Linked DNA regions of Mus musculus: all the other regions are linked to region 1. The links are chromatin loops, found by intact Hi-C in ENCODE. Cell type or tissue: heart. All regions are shown on one strand. Each heading gives the region's core, and the rest is flanking DNA. Links, peaks and the distances in the headings are about the cores only.

Region 1 (6,563 bases), core at 1,021-6,020:
TTTGAACTGTGGGCCAAAGAAACACTAATTCTTGTAAGCAGATTAGCCTCAGTAAGGAAAGTGAGGAAAGCCAGCTAACACAAGAGGAGAGTTAGGTAACCTGACCGGGTCACATGACAGCCAGTGATTTGGAGCTGAATTTGCCAGGTAATAAGTGTGTTAATTCTACTCCACACAAATCTTTCCACCCGTGACTGCACAAAAGAGAGAAGAAGGATAAATCAGACGTCACGTTTCTAAACTCAAATTTAGATTTGAACACTGAGCGGTTTAAATCATTGAGTGGCTACCCAGAAGCACTCTGTAGTCACTGAGACCCCAGCTTTTACTGAGTGCAGGCCCTTAAACTTTTTTGTTTGGTTGGTTTTTTGTTTGTTTGTTTGTATGTTTGTTGTTGTTTTGAGACTGTTTCTCTGTGTAGCCCTAGCTGTCCTGGAACCTGTTCTGTAGACCAGGCTGGCCTTGAAATCAGAGATTCGCCTGCCTCTGCCTGTCCCTCCTGAGTCCTGGGAGTAAACACTCACACCACCATGGCTGGTGTTTAGGGAGGGTTCAGGCGAAGTCTCTCGGTGTTGTTAGCTTTTCTTCTCTTTTCTTTTTTCTTTCCTTTTATTCTCCTTATTTCCTTCCTCCTTTCTTTTTCTTTTTTTCTCTCTCTCTCTTTTTGATACTGCTTTTCATGTAGCTCAAGCTGGCCTCCGACTCTCCATGTAGCCCACTCCTCCAGCGTTCGTTCGCCTCCCAGAGTGCAGGAATTGCAGATACGCACTGGCACACCTTGTTTGTGAGATGCTGAGGTGCAAACCCAGAGCTCCAGGAATGCTACTAGCAGCACTCTGTTCATGAGCCTGAAGATGTTAGCCTGTGAGAGTTGAATGAATGAGGCACCCAGAGAGGAAAACTGAGCAAGTGGTTCACCTTGGCATAGGGGAGCGAGCAGGGCAGGGGCTGGAACCTAGAGAGCAGAGACAGAAACGCTGGTAAATGAGAGGGGAAGCCCCCCACCCCTCAGGCTATAATAGACCCTTGGCTTTTCCTTTGAAGCCCGGAGCCGGGTTAGACTGTTGTGAGGCTTAATGTGAGAAACGAGGGCAGTGGAGATGGTAAGAATTCCCTGGACGTTGGACATATTTTGAAATTAGACTCGACAGGATTTTACTGATGATCTAGTGTACAGGGTGCGAGAGACTCGGTGTGTGAGCTGTGAGAAATATGTGTTAAAGTTCTGGTGAATTAACTTTAGAGGCAGCTGTGGAGAAGCCTTAAAGTCCTCTTTAGGCCTGGTTAAGTTGATAGGAATTGTAAAACTCCTGGCCACTAAGAACAGAAAGAAATCAGGATGACCCCTCTGCCCAGGGTGTTCTTGCCTGAGGCGGCCAAGCTGAAGAGATAGTGGCCTTGCATACGAGAAACCACGTGGTAAGAAGACTTGAAGGTTAAGGTGTCAGGACAGACTCCCTGGAGTCGTAGGCAGGTTCAGGGCTTACTTAGTGTGTGGAACCGGCCTTGGCTTCTCCCATTTCTCTCCCCTGCTTCCCCTTCAGTTCCCATCTCTCAAATCCAAGTGCTTGGTTACAAGAAGCTTTGACTCTCCAAGGTTCCCATACTTCCGTGCAAGGGAATTCCGGAGGTGGGGATGCGGATGGGAGTGGGGGATCTGTGGACAGGTGGCTGGAGAACAGGAAGGGGAAGGGCTCCTGACCTCCACCTGGTGGGACTGTAAATCTCCATCTGGGAGAAGTTACAGTCACATGGAAGAAGTCCGCTCTCTCCACTCCCTCCACGATGGGTCTGGGCTGTCCCCAAACTGGTGAAAAGTCAGTCTCGAGAAGGAGGAAAGTATTTTTACTATGGTTACTCCCTGGAGTTCCTAGGACAGCCCCCGGGGTTCCAGCGCAGCGAGGGCGGGAAGACAGCCCCCGGGCCAGCCCACACATCTTCCGAGGGCGCGGGCCTGGAGGAGGCGCCCGGGCCGGCGACGCCTCTCAAGGAAGTTGGCCCTTTAATTACAGAGCCAGTTCCCTGACACATCCACCTTCAGCGGCAAGCAGCAGGCGCAGTTGGTGTCAGTCCTCTGCCTCCCGTGCAGCACCGCGGCCATGGGCGGCTCAGCTTCCAGCCAGCTGGACGAGGGCAAGTGCGCCTACATCCGAGGTACGGCGGCCAGGGCGGCAGGGTGGCGCAGAGCCAGGGCTAGCCTGGTCACCTGCACGCTGATCTTCCGAGGGAGCACTGGCTAGCTGGTGCTACCGGCGGGCGTTGGGCTCCTAGACTTGCGCTCGCCTCCGGGAGCGGAGCCCCGGTGTCCTGTTTCAAGCACCCGCGACTCAGGTGGGGTAGAGAGTAGGGACGGGATGATGCAGGACACACGTGAGAGGCAGGTACTCCCAGGGTGGCTGGAGAGAACTTTGTTGGTGCCCCCTCGCACTCCACCCCTCCTGCCCCCGCCCTGTGCCCCTCCAGCCTCAGAATCTGTTCCTTCCCTGCTGGGGAGACATCTTTCTTGTTTGTACTTGGCTCTGAGTAATTTCCAAAGGTTAGAGGTTTACTGGGGTTATCCCCTCGAGTTTTGAGATTTCCTTAGTGGTAGTGGTGGGGAGTTCCTGGGCTATCAGAATTTCCCTCCGGGTCATATTGGCCTGGTTTTGTAAAGTGCAGCGCAGGCCACACCTTCTCCTGAACTTCACACCAATTGCAGGGCGATTTCATCAGAAGCAGAAAGGATGAAATCTTTACCTTTTCAGGTTGGATGGTTCCCTTCCTTCCCCTGAGAGGGAGGAAAACAAAAGGGGAAGCTCGGAGTGTTTTTGCAACAGTTGTTAAAGCTATAGATGGGGAGAAACATCTTTTTAGGAGATCTTGACCTACGGAGTGATTCAGTAAGAGAGAGACAGGCAGAAGAAACCAAAACTCGGTGGCACAGAAACTGCAGGAAATCCAGAGTTCTTATCTTTCGTTGTGTTTGGTTCTTACCCCACCCACCCTAATCTTGCCCTCAGCCACAGACATTCAGCTAGCTATGAATTTAGTGCCCCACTCCTGGCTTCCCAAGTACTTTGAAAAGTATGTATTAAAGGAGGGCTACTGATTTCTTTGAGTTAATTTTATATGCAGCCACTTTGCAGAATTTATCAGCTGTAGGAGTTCTCTGGTAGATTTTGGGGTCATTTATGTATATTATGATATCATCCAAAAATAGCGATACTTTGACTTCTTCCTTTCCGATTTGTATCCGCTTGATAATTTTTAGCTGTCTTATTGCTCTGGCTAGAACTTGCAGTACTATACTGAATAGATAGGGAGAGAGTGAGCAGCCTTTACTTTGTTATGCTTGCAAACTGGAGTCTAGCATGATTGTCCTCTTAGAGGCTCCAACCAGCAGCTGACTCATACAGATGCAGACACCCACAGCCAAACAGTGGATGGGGCTTGGGGACTCGTATAGAAGAAGAGGAGGAAGGATTGCTGCCCTGAAGGGAATAGGAACTCCACAGGAAGACCAACAGAGTCAACTAACCTGGACTCTTAGGGTTCTCAGAGACTGAACTACCAGCCAAAGAATATACACAGGCTGGACCTAGGCCTCCCTGCACATATGTAGCAGATGTGTAGTTTGGTCTCCACGTGGTTCCCAAACAACTGGAAGGGGGTTATCCCAAAAGCTGCCCATGGGATGTGTTCTTCTAGCTGGGCTGCCTTCAGTGGGAAAGGATGTGCCTGGCCTCGAAGAGACTTTATGTGCCAGGGTAGGGGTGTACCCAGGGGGCCTCCACCCACTCAGAGGAGAAGGGGAGGGGTTCGGGGGAAAGCATTGTGGGAGGGGGTGACTGGGATGGGGCCAGTGAATAGGATGTAAAGTGAATTTTTAAAAAGTATGTATTAAGCTCCAAGTTTTACTTTAACTTTTTAGAAGAAACAGTGAACTTTTTCCTGATGCCCCTTTCTGGCCCTTAAGATTATATCTAAAAGAAATACATTTATTCATTTATTAATTCTGTATTTGTTGTCAGTCATAGTGTTTCAAAACCTTTTTAAAGGGTGCCATATAAAGGCAGATTCAAGGCAGGAGCTATAATTGATTTTCCAGATTCTTGCTTCTGCTCACTTCGGGACAGGGAGTTATCAGTGTGAGGGGACAAGCTCAGTCACTTGTCCCTCAGTGGTGGTCTTGGCCCTCTGCACAGGGAGAAAAGATGGAGATTTTATTTAAGACTAAGCCTGCTAATTTTACTCTTCACTGTTCACCCCCCCCTCCCCCCCCGTGCTGGGCTCAGAGATGACACAGAACACTAACAAGGGGCTTGCATTAGCCCGTGAGCAAAATTGTGTTTGTGACGTTTATAAGATGTTTCACTGCATAGTGAGAAGCACTGAAAGTTGATGCATAGCCAGTTACAAGTATCAGGATCCCTGGCAAGGTTGGTGATGAGCTGCCTTGCAGGCCTGGTTCACACACCTCAAGGTCATGACCTTTGTTATGATTTGATGCAAGTATTGTACTCAAATAAGGAAAAGTGTTAGCCTCTTTATTCTAAAACAACATTGATAGACACACAAAAGTCACTATGTAAGGAAGATGCAATAATCGTATTTAAGTTAGTAAAACTATAGTCATTACATCCCTTAGTCTTGGATTGTTTTCTCTCTTTCTGTATTTGGAAGGGGGTTTGCATGGCATGTAAGCTGGGGAGGGAAGAAAGGAGTTAAAATACCTCCAGAGAAAATGAGCCTCTGCTTCACGGGACTGGCGGCCCTGAGCACGCCAGAAGGGAAAAGAGCCTTGGAAAAATGCATGGAGCTTGAAATTATTCCTGCATGAGCAAACAGAGATCACGGGGTTCTGATTTCCCCAGCAGTTTTGAAGCTTCAGGTCCCTAAATAAAACCATACCCCTGCATTTATCCCTCCGCCCATCCTTCAGCCCATAAATATCCTCAAGCTTTGAGTTAATTGTAAGTAAAACAATTGGAGGTTTGAAGGTCGAGTTTAAATACAGTTTTACGATCTGCTCCCCATAAAGTAGCCACAGTGAAACATACATTTGAAAGCTGCTGCTGAAGCAATAACTTTCTTTGGTCCTTGATATATACTTTGCCAGGACGTGGAATAACTAGTCCATAATTTTTTTTTTTTTTTTGGCTTTTGGAGACAGGGTTTCTCTGTATAGCCCTGGCTATCCTGGAACTCACTTTGTAGACCAGGCTGGCCTCAAACTCAGAAATCTGCCTGCCTCTGTCTCCCAAGTGCTGGGATTAAAGGCATGCGCCACCACACCCTGCTAGTCCATAAATTTTAAGCCATGCTGACTTTGTATCTGTTTGAAGAGGCTGTACTTCTAGAATGGTAACACTCTAACCATGCTGACTTTGTGTCTGTTTGAAGCGGCTGTACTTCTAGAATGGTAACACTCTAACCATGCTGACTTTGTATCTGTTTGAAGAGGCTGTACTTCTAGAATGGTAACACTCTAACCATGCTGACTTTGTGTCTGTTTGAAGAGGCTGTACTTCTAGAATGGTAACACTCTAACCATGCTGACTTTGTATCTGTTTGAAGAGGCTGTACTTCTAGAATGGTAACACTCTAACCATGCTGACTTTGTGTCTGTTTGAAGAGGCTGTACTTCTAGAAGGGTAACACTCTAACCATGCTGACTTTCAGGCTGATCCTTTAACAAGGACCATTTGATTTTGTGCCTCAAAATTTGGCATGGATGTTTTGACAGGACTTTTGTTTCTTAGAATTCAGTCAATCTTCGGGTAAAGCAAGGCCAGGTGTGTTATAGAATTACTTCATTCCGAGTGTGGCAGTTTTAAATATCACCCAATAGCCTAAAAGGGATTAATTTTCGGATGGCTTAGAGGGCTTCTAATAACTTCCCATGATGAGGCATATTTATTAATAAGCAGGGTGGAGGCTGACTTCTCCTCATGATGCCCTCTGGTAGCCTTTAGCAATTACTTCATTATTCTGTGTAAAGGAATTATATTTTCCTTTAATCAGGGATGCAGCTCATTTAGTCAGTGGTCAGCTTAAGATGTTCTTCTCTTTTTATAGCATTAAAACTTTTTATTATTATTTTGCCTGCGATGTGTGAGGATGGGTATGTCCTTGCATGCATGCTGAGGTCAGAAGGCATAGAGCTGGCCCTCTCTTTTTACCTTAACATGGGCTGCAGAGGTTGAACTCAGGTCTCCAGGCTTAAGTGACAACTGCTTTACCCCTGAGACATCTTCCTGGCCCTTTTTGTGTCATTTATAAAAAAAAAAAAAAAAAAAAAACAAGACTCCCTAAAACTGGCATTGTTAAAACTTTAGATCAGTAGTTCTCAACCTGTGGGTCTCAAACCCTTTGGGGGTTGCACATCAGATGTCCTGCACATCAGATATATTTACACTGTGACTTATCACGGCAACAAAATTACAGTTATGAAGTTGCAATGAAATAATTGCATGGTTGGGGTCACCACAATGTGAGGAACTGTGTGTTAAACGGTTGCAGTATAAGGAAGGCTGAGAACCACTGCCTTAGATGAAGCAGACAAACAACCATATCTATAATGT
Region 2 (6,563 bases), core at 724-5,723, 48 kb after region 1:
CACTTCATAATTCTTTCTCTTTTCCTGATCTTTCTTGGTTACTTTCTTTTGGCCTTTTCATAGGGCCACAAAAGGCTAACTGGGATGCACTTAATGTCGCTGTGATCAGCCACTCACAGGCTCTGAGTTTTGTTCTTAAGACCTTTGGTCCTCCATGTTGCACATTGCAGTGTCCTAGTCCCGATGCTCCATGGGTGAAAACTCAAACCCACTTCCTTTTTATCATTTGCCTCATTCCCTTCCCACTCATTTCCCTTACTTTGGTCGGCATGACTTACTTAACATTTTTTTCTTTTATTGATTATTAATTATTTTATTTATTTGCATCCCAAATGTTGCTGCCCTTCTTGGTCCTATCTCCCAGAGTTCTTTCCCTCACCCCCCTTCACCCTTGAAAAGTTACCTCTCCCCCCAAACCCCCCTCCTCTGAGGCATCAAGTCTCTATAGGATTAGGCAATTCTATCCCACTAAGGCCAGACAAGGTAGCCCTCTGTTACACATGTCCTGGGGCTTTGGACCATCTCATGAATGCTCCTTGGTTGGTGGCTTAGTTTCTGTTCCTGGAAGCTTCCAGGGGTCTGGGTTAGTTGACTTCCTATGTTGTTGACTTCCAAACTGTTGATCTTCCTATGGGGACGCTGCCAGCCTCTACAGTTCCTTCAGTCCTTTCCCTAACTCTTCCATAGGGGTCACCGATCTCTGTCCAATGGTTGGCTGTAAGCATCTGCATCTGTCTCAGGCAGCTGCTGGTGGAGCCTCTCAGAGGACAGCCATGCTAGGCTCCTGTCTGCAAGCACAACATAGCATCAGTAGTAAATAGTGTCAGGGTTTGGTGCCCACCCATGAGATAGATCCCAAGGTGAGCTGGTCACTAGTCGACCATTCCTTCAGTCTCTGCTCCATTTTTGTCCTTGAATTTCCTTTAGACAGGAACAATTTTGGGTAAATTAATTTGAAGGTGGGTAAAATCTTAGCATCAAAGCTATATATTTTTGCTTTCTGTGCCTAGGTGCCTGAATGAGAAAAGGCTTTTTCACCATTTTTTCCTTGTAAGAACATTTCCTTCAATCTACCAGTTGTTTTTGAGTATGTGGGGTGAACCTTTATTTGGGTTATTATTCGTGGTTTGTACATTAGTTACTTATATGGAAATGGTTGAAGAACCGGTGACTCAGAAGGAATTACCCAGTACTGAGGATGTTTACAGAGCCTGCTTCCCGGGGAGGTGATGGGCAAACAGCCTTTCTTCACCTGATCCCCTTACCCAGACAAGTACCACAGAGGTCCCCCATGAAAACCAGCCAAGGCCAGTATGAGACAGCCACTCTCTTCTTCTCAAGGGATTCTCTCTCTCTCTCTCTCTCTCTCTCTCTCTCTCTCTCTCTCTCTCTCTCCCTCCCTCCCTCCCTCCCTCCCTCCCTCCCTCTCTCTCTCTCTCTCTGTAAATTATTTCCAAAGTAAATTTGAGTCTTATCTTTCTTTCCAGTAAGTACCTAACTTCTGGTATCCAGACTGCTTACAGTTGACTTTTTCTGCCTCACACTGAGCTGGATTAAATCAACTTGGTCTTTTTGTGCCGCGTGAGCCTGCTCCTATGGAAGATTCACCTTGAAAACCCCCTTTGTAAAAGTGCCGTTTGGATGCTTCCTGTGCTACTCCCAGAGGAAGTGTGAGCTTTAGCAGGGATTGAGCAAAAAGGAAGAGAACTGTTCACCTCACCTCACCTCTCCTTAGCCCCAGGTGCTGCCAGCAGCTTAGCCTGATTCACACACACCTCAGGCCGATCCTTTTTGTCCAGGATTTTAAAACACTCATGTTATGGGTCATCTTTCCCCAGTTTATCTCATGCTATGTTACCGCATAATTAAACACATTTCTTTAGGTCAGGCCTTTTGACAAATTACTATATATTTGAAAACTCTGGTTCCCCAATGAAGGGAGAATAAATGCCTATCACATGGAACTCAGAACAGTTTTCAAATGGGGTCTCCTAGGGAATTTCAGAGGCATGCGTTCTAAGTTAGTGACAGGTATGTTCTGTTTGTGTGGAAAATTAGCTCTTCATTTGCTTTCTCTGGAGTCCTTTGGAGGGACTCCAAAGTCTGGGACGGTGTGCAGGGAGAGTGTACGTGACGTACAGCTAATGTCTAACTGGCAAACCAGCAAATATTTATGAAGTCTTATTTATGTGCCCTGTGCTGACCTCTTGTTCCTAGGAACCAACAAGAGGAAGGCATTTTCAGTGAGCTACTGTACTAGAGAGAGAGGGCACCTAAGCATGACATCAGCTGCACTGTAGAAACAGATCCACTGGGGATTTAGGCGAAGGGCTGTGTGAATACAGACGTATAGGACTGGGAGCCTTTTACGTCAATTCAAGTGACGGATGACGGGGAGTCACTCAGCAGAGCCTTCTAGGCAGATTTCCAATTTGATTTTTAAGATAAGCTGAGGGTTGTCTGCATCTGTGAGTTCCAGGAAAGTAGACAGTATCAGCAGTTCAGAGTCTCATTGTGCTTAAAAGCCAAGATCAAGGTGATGTTGCCAGAATATCCAAGGAAGATGACATCATCGGTATTCAGGTGCTCTGTGCATAGCGGAGGAGCTAGAGATAAGAGCTGAGGCCGAATTAAAGAAGTTCAAGGTGATATTGACCAGAAGAGGGACATGACAATATCCACTGTATGGCATGTCGCCTCTGCTGGTGGATGAAGGTCAGATTTAGTTAGTTCGGTTGTTTGAGTCAGGTGTCTCTCTGAAGAGCAGGCTGGCCTGGAACTCATATACAACCCAAGATGACCTTAAGTCTATGCTGCAATCCTCTTGCCTCCACCTTTGCAGGAAGCCCTGTGCCCAACTTGAAGATCAGATTTGAAGGGGGCATGAATAGAGGCAGGTGGGGGGCAGGAGCTCACTGATGTAGCTTCTCTTGGAATAGATGAGGGTCTGTTCTGAATACTTGTAGCTGCATTTCAGAGACATAGCTGAGGTCACATGCTGAGTACAGCCCCTGGAAGGAAGGTGGAGAATAAAGGAAAATAATTTAGGTTCCCACTGCACACACTCAGGCGATGATGAATCTTTTCACTGTGTTGGAGAACAGTTTTTGAAGTTTCTCAAGGACTGGCTTCGTGTGGAATTACTTAGGCAAGAGAGAGGCTGACACACACAGGAGGGTTTTAGAGAGCGTGGAGCAGCAGTCAATGTAAGGTCCATTTTGGTTGTGCAACCTGATCAATGACCCCTGTGTTTCTCAGGGCAAGAGTGGTTGGTAGAGAAGTGGTGGATGTGGGAAGGGGTGTTTTGGAAGTACTGTATCAAGAGGTTGACTTAGGAAAGAAGAAAAGGGCCATGACTGACTGGGAGGGAAGACTGAGTTTTGCTTTGCTCTATTTTCCTTCAGGACTTGAGGAAAATAGTTTGAGAATGATGATCCAAGACAGAGATGATCAATATAGGGTGTTTCCTTCTTAGTCACACAAGAAGGAAGAAAGTAGAGAGTGGACTGTGAGATGAACTTGGAGCCAGATAGGAGAGAAATGAAACCTTGATTTCCTTAAAAAATGGGGAAGTTTTCTGAAAGAGAAGAGAGACTCCTTATGGGGCTGAGGACACTTGTGAAGATGAAGTGATGCCACCCTGAAAAGTGGAAGTGGCACTGGGGACAGAAAAGGTTTCATAGGTAGTGACTGACCAGCCAAGGCTGAGATCATTCTTTGGCCACAGTTTCCTGTGTAGCTGGGAAGCTCACCAGAAGTTGTGAGGAAAACAGGCAGATAGTTTGATGCAGGGCTACAGACTGGGAAAGAATGCAACAAATGTAATTAGCTTAGGTAAGAAGGCTGGAGTTAATTTTTGACCAAGGTACTAAAAGATAAGCCAGTGGATGTGTGTGGGGTGGGGATGGGAGAGGGATCGTGGCTGTAATCGAACACACTCAGGAGGCTGAGGCAGAAAAATCACTGTGTGCGCAAGGCCAGTGTGGACCGTATAGTAAGAAACTGTTTCAGAAACAAAACCCTAATCGAATTGCAAACAAACCAGCTAGTAACCAACAAACTCTGAAGGAGAAAGAGTTGCTATCACTTTCTGTGACATTTATAAATATGAAATGCATATTTTCTGTTGGGTTAAATGTCAGCCTTCAGCCTTATCCTGATAGTTGTATAGTTTGCTTTTTTTAAAAAAAATAAGACCTTCAATACACACATACTCACACATATGGAGTTTAATGTGCCATTTTATATTTTGTATGCACTTATCTTGTTCTCCATTTACTATAGTAGCAAACCAGAATCAAACATTTATAGTTAGACCAATAGTATTGTGTAAATGCTGCAATTAAATAAATTAAAAATTTTAAATGCAAAGCTTGAATGATGTTCCTAACCCACGTTATTTATTTATTTATTTATTTATTTATTTATTTATTTATTTATTATATTTGCATGTAAATAATTTGCGCAACTTTCTGTTAGGTATCTGCTATAAGCAGGCCCAGTAGTATTGACTTATATTGTCGGATCAGCTCTCCGGATGAGAAGGACCACGGAAACATTCATTAACACTGAACGTTTCTGCAGTGGTTGCTTTTCTTGCCTTGTCTGCATCCTCTGCCGGGGAGTTTCATGAACTCTGAGAGAGTCCAATTTTAATCCCTTAAGGAAGCCATCTGTGAAGCATGGATGCCCACGGACTTCTGAAGCCTTGGCATTCTCATGCATGGTGTGCAATAGACCCCAAAGCAATAGCAGGCTCAGGAACAGACTAGAATGGAGGCCATGTGTCCCAAACCACCCTTTAACCCTGTTGACGTTTCCCTCAATTTTATACTGCTAACTACTGACTGTAAAGGGCGTGGATCTTCTCCTAACAGCTATCTGTCTTTTACATCTCCATGGCATAGCTACACATTTGCAATTTTTCTCTTACCTCCCATCCCTAGTTTAACTCATCTGATTTAAAAAATAATTCGCAGGGCAAAGAAAGATGGCCCAGTGGACAAACATTCTTGCCTCTAGGCCTGACAAACTGAGTTCAAAACCCAGGTGATGGAAGGAGAGAACTAACTTCCTTAAGTTGTCCTCTGATCTCCAAAGGTGTGCTATGGCACATGCATGCACACACACAAAACAAAGGGGCCTAGTTGGAGCATGGGACATGACCTCACCCCACGTCAACACACACAGAGACACAGACACACTCCCTGGAGTACCAGAGTGCTTCTCTTTCTTTAAAGTTTTGAAGGGGATAGTGGACGTTACGAGCTGGTGTGTTAGGTCAGAGGCCTGACCTTTCCCTCCCTCCCTGGTATGTATATATTCAGGCGTCTTACTAATGCTTACAAATGTCCATTTCTGTGATTCACTATAGTGCTATTGATGACACCAAACTGGCTGTATCTTCAGAGTCTCCCTGGACTCATCTTAAGATGAAAACATGAAGGTTTTTCCAAAGACTGTTAAGATGAAAGTTAATTAAAACTAAGTTAGAGTATCAATCTCAGACAAGTAGCTGATGAGATGAAAGATATGTTAACCTGCTTCACAGACAATAGCGCTATTAGGCAGCACATTTATAACCTGGACAGTTCTTCATCTGTAAGTAATTGCCTTGTAATGTTTGCGTCCTTTATCTGGAGACCTTCATGTGTTCTGAAAGGATGCCATTATATTCCCTTTAGCAAAGCAGATGAGCAGATGGCTTCCACATCTGCAAAAATGTGTTCTAGAGATAAAATAACTTGCTTAAGGTCGTATTACCAATCAGTGGTGGAATCAAATTAATAGTGTTTGGACCTGCAGCTTTCTCAAGTAGATTCTGGTGACACTGTAAGCCCAGTTCTGTCAGCAGGAATGGAATCTGCTCCGAGGGAAGGCTGAGGCTCTGCCCTGTGATAAGAAGGAACCAGCCCTTTTCTGTTGCATTTGAAACCTTCAGGAGCCTCTCATTTGGGTCTCAGTGCCCAAGCTCCATGGGTTCACAGAGACAGACTCGGTGAAGCATCTAGGGGAACTCAGGGGAAGGCAAACAGATGACAGCCAGAATTCTGGTGCATAGAAAGTCACAAAAGGAATACACCCCTTTTCTGCACCCACCCATAAAGCCTCACCTATTCCCAAAGGTGATTTACTTGTTTGTTTTTGCTTTTTGGGACAGGGTTTCTCTGTGCAGCCCTGGCTGTCCTGGAACTCTCTGTAGACCACTCTGGCCTTGAACTCATATAGATCTGCCTGCCTCTGGATCTTGGGTGCTGAGATCAAAGTTGTGTGCCACCACCACCCAGTAAGGGTGACTATTTTTAAATGTTACTCTTTGCCATGTAGAAATAGCAATTCCCTTTTCCATATCCAGATAGCCCTTCGTGTACTCCAAACTTTCAATACATACAAGTGTATTTATTTATGTACTAATTTAGTGTGTGTGTCCATACAACCTTGTGCCTTTATGCTTATGGAGGTCAGAGGACAACTGGTGGCTCTTTTCTGGTCCTACCATGTGGGTCTCTGAGATACATCTCAAGTTGTCAGTCTTGGAAGCAAGTGCCTTTACCAATGAGCTA
Region 3 (6,563 bases), core at 1,089-6,088, 110 kb after region 1:
ACTTCTGAAATGTGTACATATATCTCTGACATGTCCATCTTTTCTGCCTGATAGGTCTGTGTCCACTAGCAAGGACACATATGATGAGAGTAATGGATTTATATTTTAGTCTAATGGTTTTCTAAGATGTGTTTCGGGGGTGTCTAGTAATGTTGCAGTTTCTACTCATTACCTCAAGTTAGCCCCTATAATGTAGTAATAGATCTCTATTTAGGCTGGTCATATATAGTTTTTAAAGCAAAATATACTCACTGCCACTTTAGTAGTGTGGACACCAGCCATTATTAAATCTAGTGGGTAAATTTACATTATTTGGCTTTAATTTTAGTAATGTAAGTTCATGGTCTGTTTAGACCTTGACTGGACAGTTCTGAAATAAAGAGTTTAGGCTCAGCAGTACCTGCCATATGACCAAAGTCCTGAATTCCATGATTCTAAACTTTGCAAGGAAACACCCCTTGCAGATAACTTCAAACATTAGTCTGTAAAACACACGCGTTCACGTGCACACACACATGCATATATAAATATAATATCTTTTGAATATAATATTTTTTAATTTAATTTTAGTGTTTTATTTATTCACTTTGCATCCTGCTCACAGCCTACCTCCTGGTCACCCCCTCCCACAATCCTTCCCTCATCTCCCCTCCCCTTCTTCTCTGAGCCTGTGGGAGGACCCCCTAGGTTTTCCCCTACCCCCACCCTGGTACTTCAAGTCTGTGCGAGGCTTCCTCTCCTACTGAGGCCAGACAAGGCAGCCCAGCTAGTAGAATATATCCTACATACAGGCAATGGCTTTTGGGATAGCCCCTGTTCTAGTTGATTAGTTTTTATAAAGTAGTTTTGAAACATTAAACCATAAAGTGTTAGAAAAGGGTCCCGAGGTATCTGGGTCTTGCTTGACCATAATCTACCCCTGAAGCTCTGTCCCTAGTCTTTTGCAATGTGGAGATTTTATGAGATGGTTTCTAATCCACAGTAGTGACTCAATTGACCTCGGTCACCTTCACTGCGCGCCCTGTCTTCCTTATTCTAGATTAAACCCTAGGACGAGCATCCTCAATGGCTTCCCCGGGAGGGCGCTGTGAACTGGAACTGGGGAAGGGTTAGGAGAGTCTGTGGTAAGAAACCGCAGAAGCCCGGGGAGGGGAGGAATGCTGTTATATAACTTGCCCAAATCGCTCTGCAGATCAGCTGACAGGGCTTGGTAGAGGTTATCCATAAAACAGAATTACAAGGCACTTCCAAACCTAGATCTGGCACGGCAGCCAGAGTCACAGTATACACTGACTCCACAGGCCTGGGAGCTTTGGGGCTTTGGTTAGCTCAGGCATGTTATAAATCTGCACAAGTGGAAAAAAACAAAAAACGATGTCTCTCTGGCTGGCCCCCCGAATAACTGTCCCCGAGAGGCCTAGGAAAGCAAAGCTTCCCTTGCAAAAATCCTTAATCATCTCTCTCAAATATGAGTTTTCCACGCAGCTGCAGAGATGAGGACCTGGGAGAGACCAAGGAGAACAGAGCATTCCTAGACATTTCCTGGCCCTGGGGATAGAGTGTTGAATGAATAGCTACAATGTGTCTCCCACATGCCTGCTAAAATGCTTACAGTTTCCCAGGGTTTGTCTGTGCTCTGGACTTGATGAACGTTTTGCCAGCGAATTGGATAGGCACAAAGAAGGCAAATCTAGCAGTTTTCCTGGCTCTTGGGTGAAAGAGGGTATGGGGCAGAATTCCAGTTTTGAAATGGTGTGTCAGGTGGGGCTGGTCTCAGCGAGTTGCCACTTAATAGGGATAAGCTTTAAAAGCTGGCCTGATCTCAAAAGTAGAAGTGCAAGTCAGGGGACGCTTAGGTTGGCAAGCATCTCATATGAGAAGAAGTTTATGGATTTGATTGGATTAAAAGAAATGTGTGAGTCACCCGGATGCTGTGGCCACATTAAAGAAGAAACCAGAAAGGGGCAGAGAGTATCACGTGTTTTGTGGTGGGTGCTAGGACGAAGAGTGTGATACCTTAGAGCCCATCAGGGGGGGAGAAAAGAAGGGTAAAAGTAGAAAGATCCAAAGGTAAACAAGTTGTTTAAAGAGGAGTTGAGGGAAAGTTAGTCCACTCTGTGGGTACCTGGGAATCAGCCCAGCTATGGAAGAGGAGTAATGAGAACTAATTTACTCTCAGAGACAAAGTGGATGGTGTGTGTATGTGTGTGTGTGTGTGTGTAAACATAGTGGCTCAAAAGAAGTGGTAAACATTTAAATTTTCAAATAATTAGAGTAGTTCTGGAATGGAAAAGAACCATTTCATTAAATTCTGAACTTTCTGTCACTAGATCTATTTGAGCCAAGGCTGGCCTTCTGAAGGTTCTCAACACTGAAAACCTCACGGTCAGTGAGCATTGAGATCACTCCTGATTCTCATAGTCTATGGTTTAAATAGCCGTGAATGCCAAGGCCACGCAGGACACACCCCTTGGCTCTGACTCTGGCCAGCTGTGTGACCTTCAGCTAAGACATGAACTCCCCCCCCCCCATTTTCTCCATCTGGCTTTAACAGATGCCTCAGTTGCTCCCCTGCACACCCGGCCCCCTGTGGAGTCTTTAAGTTAGACCATGTGGGAAAAGGAAATTCTGGCCCGCTTGCTACCTGCCCTAAGTCTTCCTGCAGAGGGAAAGCTTTGCGGAAGAGCAGGAAGTTCCCGAAGGCCACCGAACTAAAAACCCTCAGATTGCTTATTGGCAGGAGAGAGGGTAGTTAAGAAGGTACAGTGTGTTCCCCTGAGACCTCCTCACAGGATGCTGATGAAGTAACGGGTAATCTGCTTTCTCTCAAGCACCTGTAATGAGTTCAGCTCTGCCTCTGCAAACAACCGAGGAGGAACAATGGAGGTCGGATTACCTCAGCACAGCACTCCTCTGTCTTTGGCAGACTTCATTCTGTTTGCTTACTGAGCTGGCGATGGTCTTCTGAGTTTTGCTCCTCATCACCAGAGCAGACACTCACAGAGAAACTTACCCTGTGGCACATCTCTTCTCCAAGTTTTTTCTTTGTTTGTTTTTTTTTTTCTCCATAAATCAATTTGTTTAATTAGCTTATAAGCTGAAAAAAAATCTAATAACAGATTGGCAAATTAGATCTGTCTCCCACTATCCAAGAGGGGAATTTAAGATTTCATTTGTCCTAATGGTGAGAGCTCTCTGTCTCCGGATTCCATTGCTGACTGACTGTGACTTCTTCTGTGGGCGCCTAGTTCCTTATCCCTTTCTTCTCTGCCTGAGGCGAGGCTCTTCATTCCTGCACCATCGCATGCTCACTTCCTGACACCCCTTCTTTGACTTTTGTCAAGCTAATATCATTGTCTCCAAATTCTATTTTCTTCCCCCCTCCCACCCCATATCTTTAGTGCTACACTTGTCCATGCACAGGCCAGCTTGTTTGGACATAGACATAGCCGGCTGTGGACAGGATATAAACTCTCTCCTCCAGTTTCTGAGGTCAGCTGAACTGCTCATAAAGCACCAAGGAACTGAAACCCTCGCTCCTTGGCTGGCAGCTCTGGCCATACCCACCCCATCCGCATCCACAGTCACATTTTTTCCCCTCTCTGTTTCCGTAGATTGGAAATGAAAACAGCTGTTAAAAATAAGAGTGCATGAGTCATCTGGAATCTCCACGTGGTAATTACAGTTTCCATCTCGCCCTGTCCAGTCCTTCCCAGTGTGCCGAGCCCCGTATCACAGTCCCACTGTGGGGAGAACACACTGTGGGGAAAGCAAAAATTTTAAGGACCACCTTAATTTTCGTTTTCTAATCCTCTGAGGTTAAACACTGAGTGGGTTGCCAAGCCAAGAAAAATAACACGAAAGAAGATACTTCAATTAGAAAACTCGATTTGTGGGACGGGCCATTTTCCCAGTTTTTTCCATTTTGAGCAAGTCTCTGTGTCGATGTTGATGAGAGGCCAGTTCTTCTGTAATGTGGAAGGTGTCCTAGGATTGCTTCCTGGTACTCTCACTATGGAGAGTGTTTAGCTCTTGTAGACGCTATGCCCGAAACTGAGTTTTCTCTTTTAAGCGCCTGCTGCTTTATAATCTAGAAAACCTCAAAGGAGGTAATCCATAACCTGCTAGCTGATCGTCACCTGCCAAGGCCGACTGATTCTCTTAAGTTACGCCCAGTCAGCCATTTAACGTTGACTGAGTAATTCTGATGGTCTAAAGCTATGATGCCGCCTCTCCCTGCAGTGACCCTGCTGCCTACATTCTAATAGAGCCCCCACACACAGATTATAAATTATCTGTAGATTATAGTTATCTGTAGATTATAGTTTCTAGCAAGAGAGCTGTGTGCCCTATTGCAGTGGAGGCTTGCTGTTTACCCCTTCATTTTCCCTTTCTAGGTATGGATTTCTTGACAATTTGATTAGGTGTGTGTGTGTGTGTGTGTGTGTGTGTGTGTGTGTTTACTGGGCATGAAACTTACCAAACTTAAGACCAATGCATGCTAAGTGCACACTCTACCACAGTGAGCTCTACTCCCGAAAGTGCCTGGTTAGATTTTTTTTAAATTACATTTATTTGCCGATTTATTGGATGTATATGTGTGAATGTGTATGTGCCATGGCATAGGTCAGAGGACAGCGTGCAGGAGTTGGTTCTTTCTTTCAACTGTGCAAGTCCCAGGAATTGAACTCAGGCCGTCAAGGTTACCAGTGAACACCTTTATTAGTGTTCTCCACTGCGGCTCGAGACCCGCTCTGCAAACCTCTGTCTCCAAAAATAACTACCTTACAGTTCATAACAGTGGCAAAATCACAGTTATGAAGTAGCAACAAAAATAAATTTAAGGTTGGGGGGGTCGCACACCATGAGGGACTGCATTAAAGGGTCGCAGCATTAGGAAGGTTGAGAAACACCGCTTTCTAAACCATCTTGCGGGTCCAAGATTATTTTTGAGTTCATTTTCCACATCGAAACCTCTATCATTCTGTTATCATTTCCTTCTCTGAGAGCTAGCTTTAGCTGGAGCGATGGCTCATCCACTGAGGAGGCTGGGGCAGGATTGTGAGTTCTAGGCCAGCCTGCACTAGGTAGTCAGGATGCTGGGCTACAGGAGGAGTCCCTCGGCAAACCTGAAGCTAAAGAAAGAAGGCCACAAGCTAGTTTTACGAAGGAAGACACATAATGTTCTGGGGGTTTTGTGTTTTGTTTTGTTTTGGTTTTGGTTTTGGTTTTGCGGGGTAGGAGGGGTTCGAGACAGGATCTCTCTGTGTAACAGCCCTGGCTGTCCTAGAACTTGCTTTGTAGGTCAGGCTGGCCTGGAACTCACAGAGATCTGCCTGCCTCTACCTCCTTAGTGCTGGGATTAAAGGTGTGTGCCACTACCACCTGGCAGGAAGACGCACAATGTGGCTTTCAGAATTCCAGGCAGGTTCCTCAGCCCCAGCTGCCGTCTCCAAACCTTAAATCCCACCACTATACAGACAGTCACTCCTTTCTGGTGATGTGTTATTTCTCAGATGCAGGAACAAACTCATCAAGGTGGGATGCAGAGTCAGACACCTACCCAGTTCTCAGCGGGACCCTCCACTCACTAGCTGTGTGACCATAGGCAGTTAATTCTGCTTTCTCTACCTTGTCAGACTCATCTGTCAGATGAGGTGATAACGATACTTCCCTCTGGAATTTCTGTCAGTTCTCAATGAAATGGGTGATGTCCTTAAATAAACGGCATCTTGCTATGTGCCAGCTATTGCCATTTTCATACGCATGAATTAGCAGACTATGTAGACACTAGCTACTTTTGACAGAGAGGGCTGACATCAGCTCACAAAGAAACTGGACTTTAGTTTGGGCTCAGCTGCATCACAACAGATGACTCATAGGAGAGGTTTCTTATTGGTGGCATGCAGTCCTTGGATGCCCAGGGACAGAGTTTGAGGCGAGGCAGGGAGGGAGAAACAGGGAGGTGTAGGGGGAGAGAGGGGGAAGTAATGACGGTCCCCACCACTTCCTTCAGTAAGTGATGGGATTCTTGGAGGGAGAGTAAGCATTGTGGTAGACACTTACAAATGAGCTCCTACCAGACTGCCTGCTTACTGTCCTGTGTTCTCGTGCCTTATGATAGAGAATTGGCCCGTCATACTTGAAGAACCACAGAAGAATGCAAAATAACATGTCTTTATGAAGTGCCCCTTTTCTTTCTTTTAGATTACATGAAGCAGACAACATTTGAAGCCCAAGCCTTTTTAGAAGCTGTGCAGTTCTTCCGGCAGGAGAAGGGTCACTACGGCTCATGGGAAATGACCACCGGGGATGAAGTCCAGGTACTATGGGCCTCGGAGCTGTGGATCCTCTCTCATCTGTGTGACAGGGGTCAAGGCCATATAATGAAAGTTGCACAAATAGAGGATGTGGTTTCCAAGGCATTTCCCTGAGCTGTCTAAAAGCGTTGAGTCAATGAGCTATAGTTCACATGAAGACTACCAGCCCTGGCCTTCAGGAGGACAGCCCACAGTGCTTAGTTAGGTCGCAAAGTCTGTGAGAGCAGTTTGTTTACAATGCTA

What was found. A loop is a pair of places that touch in the nucleus more often than their neighbours do. Peaks named below come from ENCODE experiments on the same cell type or tissue, not always from the same donor. Only the 100,000 strongest peaks of a DNase experiment are listed, where the experiment ranks them.
Region 2: a loop joins it to region 1, with 2.3 times the contacts of the local background. A loop is called at or near these places in 7 of 42 quality-filtered maps.
Region 3: a loop joins it to region 1, with 2.3 times the contacts of the local background. A loop is called at or near these places in 4 of 42 quality-filtered maps.

The regions. Positions count from the first base shown.
Region 1 is chr1:151,569,431-151,575,993 of GRCm38, forward strand. Niban1 (niban apoptosis regulator 1) reads left to right here and starts at 1,943. Exons shown (of 14, transcript NM_022018.3): 1 at 1,943-2,154. The coding sequence starts at 2,100. In heart, for the core only: a CTCF peak has its summit at 3,298; DNase peaks (open chromatin) are centred at 2,001, 3,411 and 3,691; H3K4me3 peaks cover 1,249 bases; H3K27ac peaks cover 1,157 bases; H3K27me3 peaks cover 698 bases.
Region 2 is chr1:151,617,249-151,623,811 of GRCm38, forward strand. The region is part of intron 1 of Niban1 (niban apoptosis regulator 1); the gene reads left to right. Among named protein-coding and RNA genes, the nearest start is that of Niban1, 49 kb to the left of the region's middle. In heart, for the core only: no CTCF peak of the experiment used is centred there; a DNase peak (open chromatin) is centred at 3,683.
Region 3 is chr1:151,683,312-151,689,874 of GRCm38, forward strand. It overlaps Niban1 (niban apoptosis regulator 1), which reads left to right. Exons shown (of 14, transcript NM_022018.3): 6 at 6,208-6,323. Among named protein-coding and RNA genes, the nearest start is that of Gm41969, 50 kb to the right of the region's middle. In heart, for the core only: no CTCF peak of the experiment used is centred there; DNase peaks (open chromatin) are centred at 1,360, 2,730 and 3,690; H3K27ac peaks cover 2,278 bases.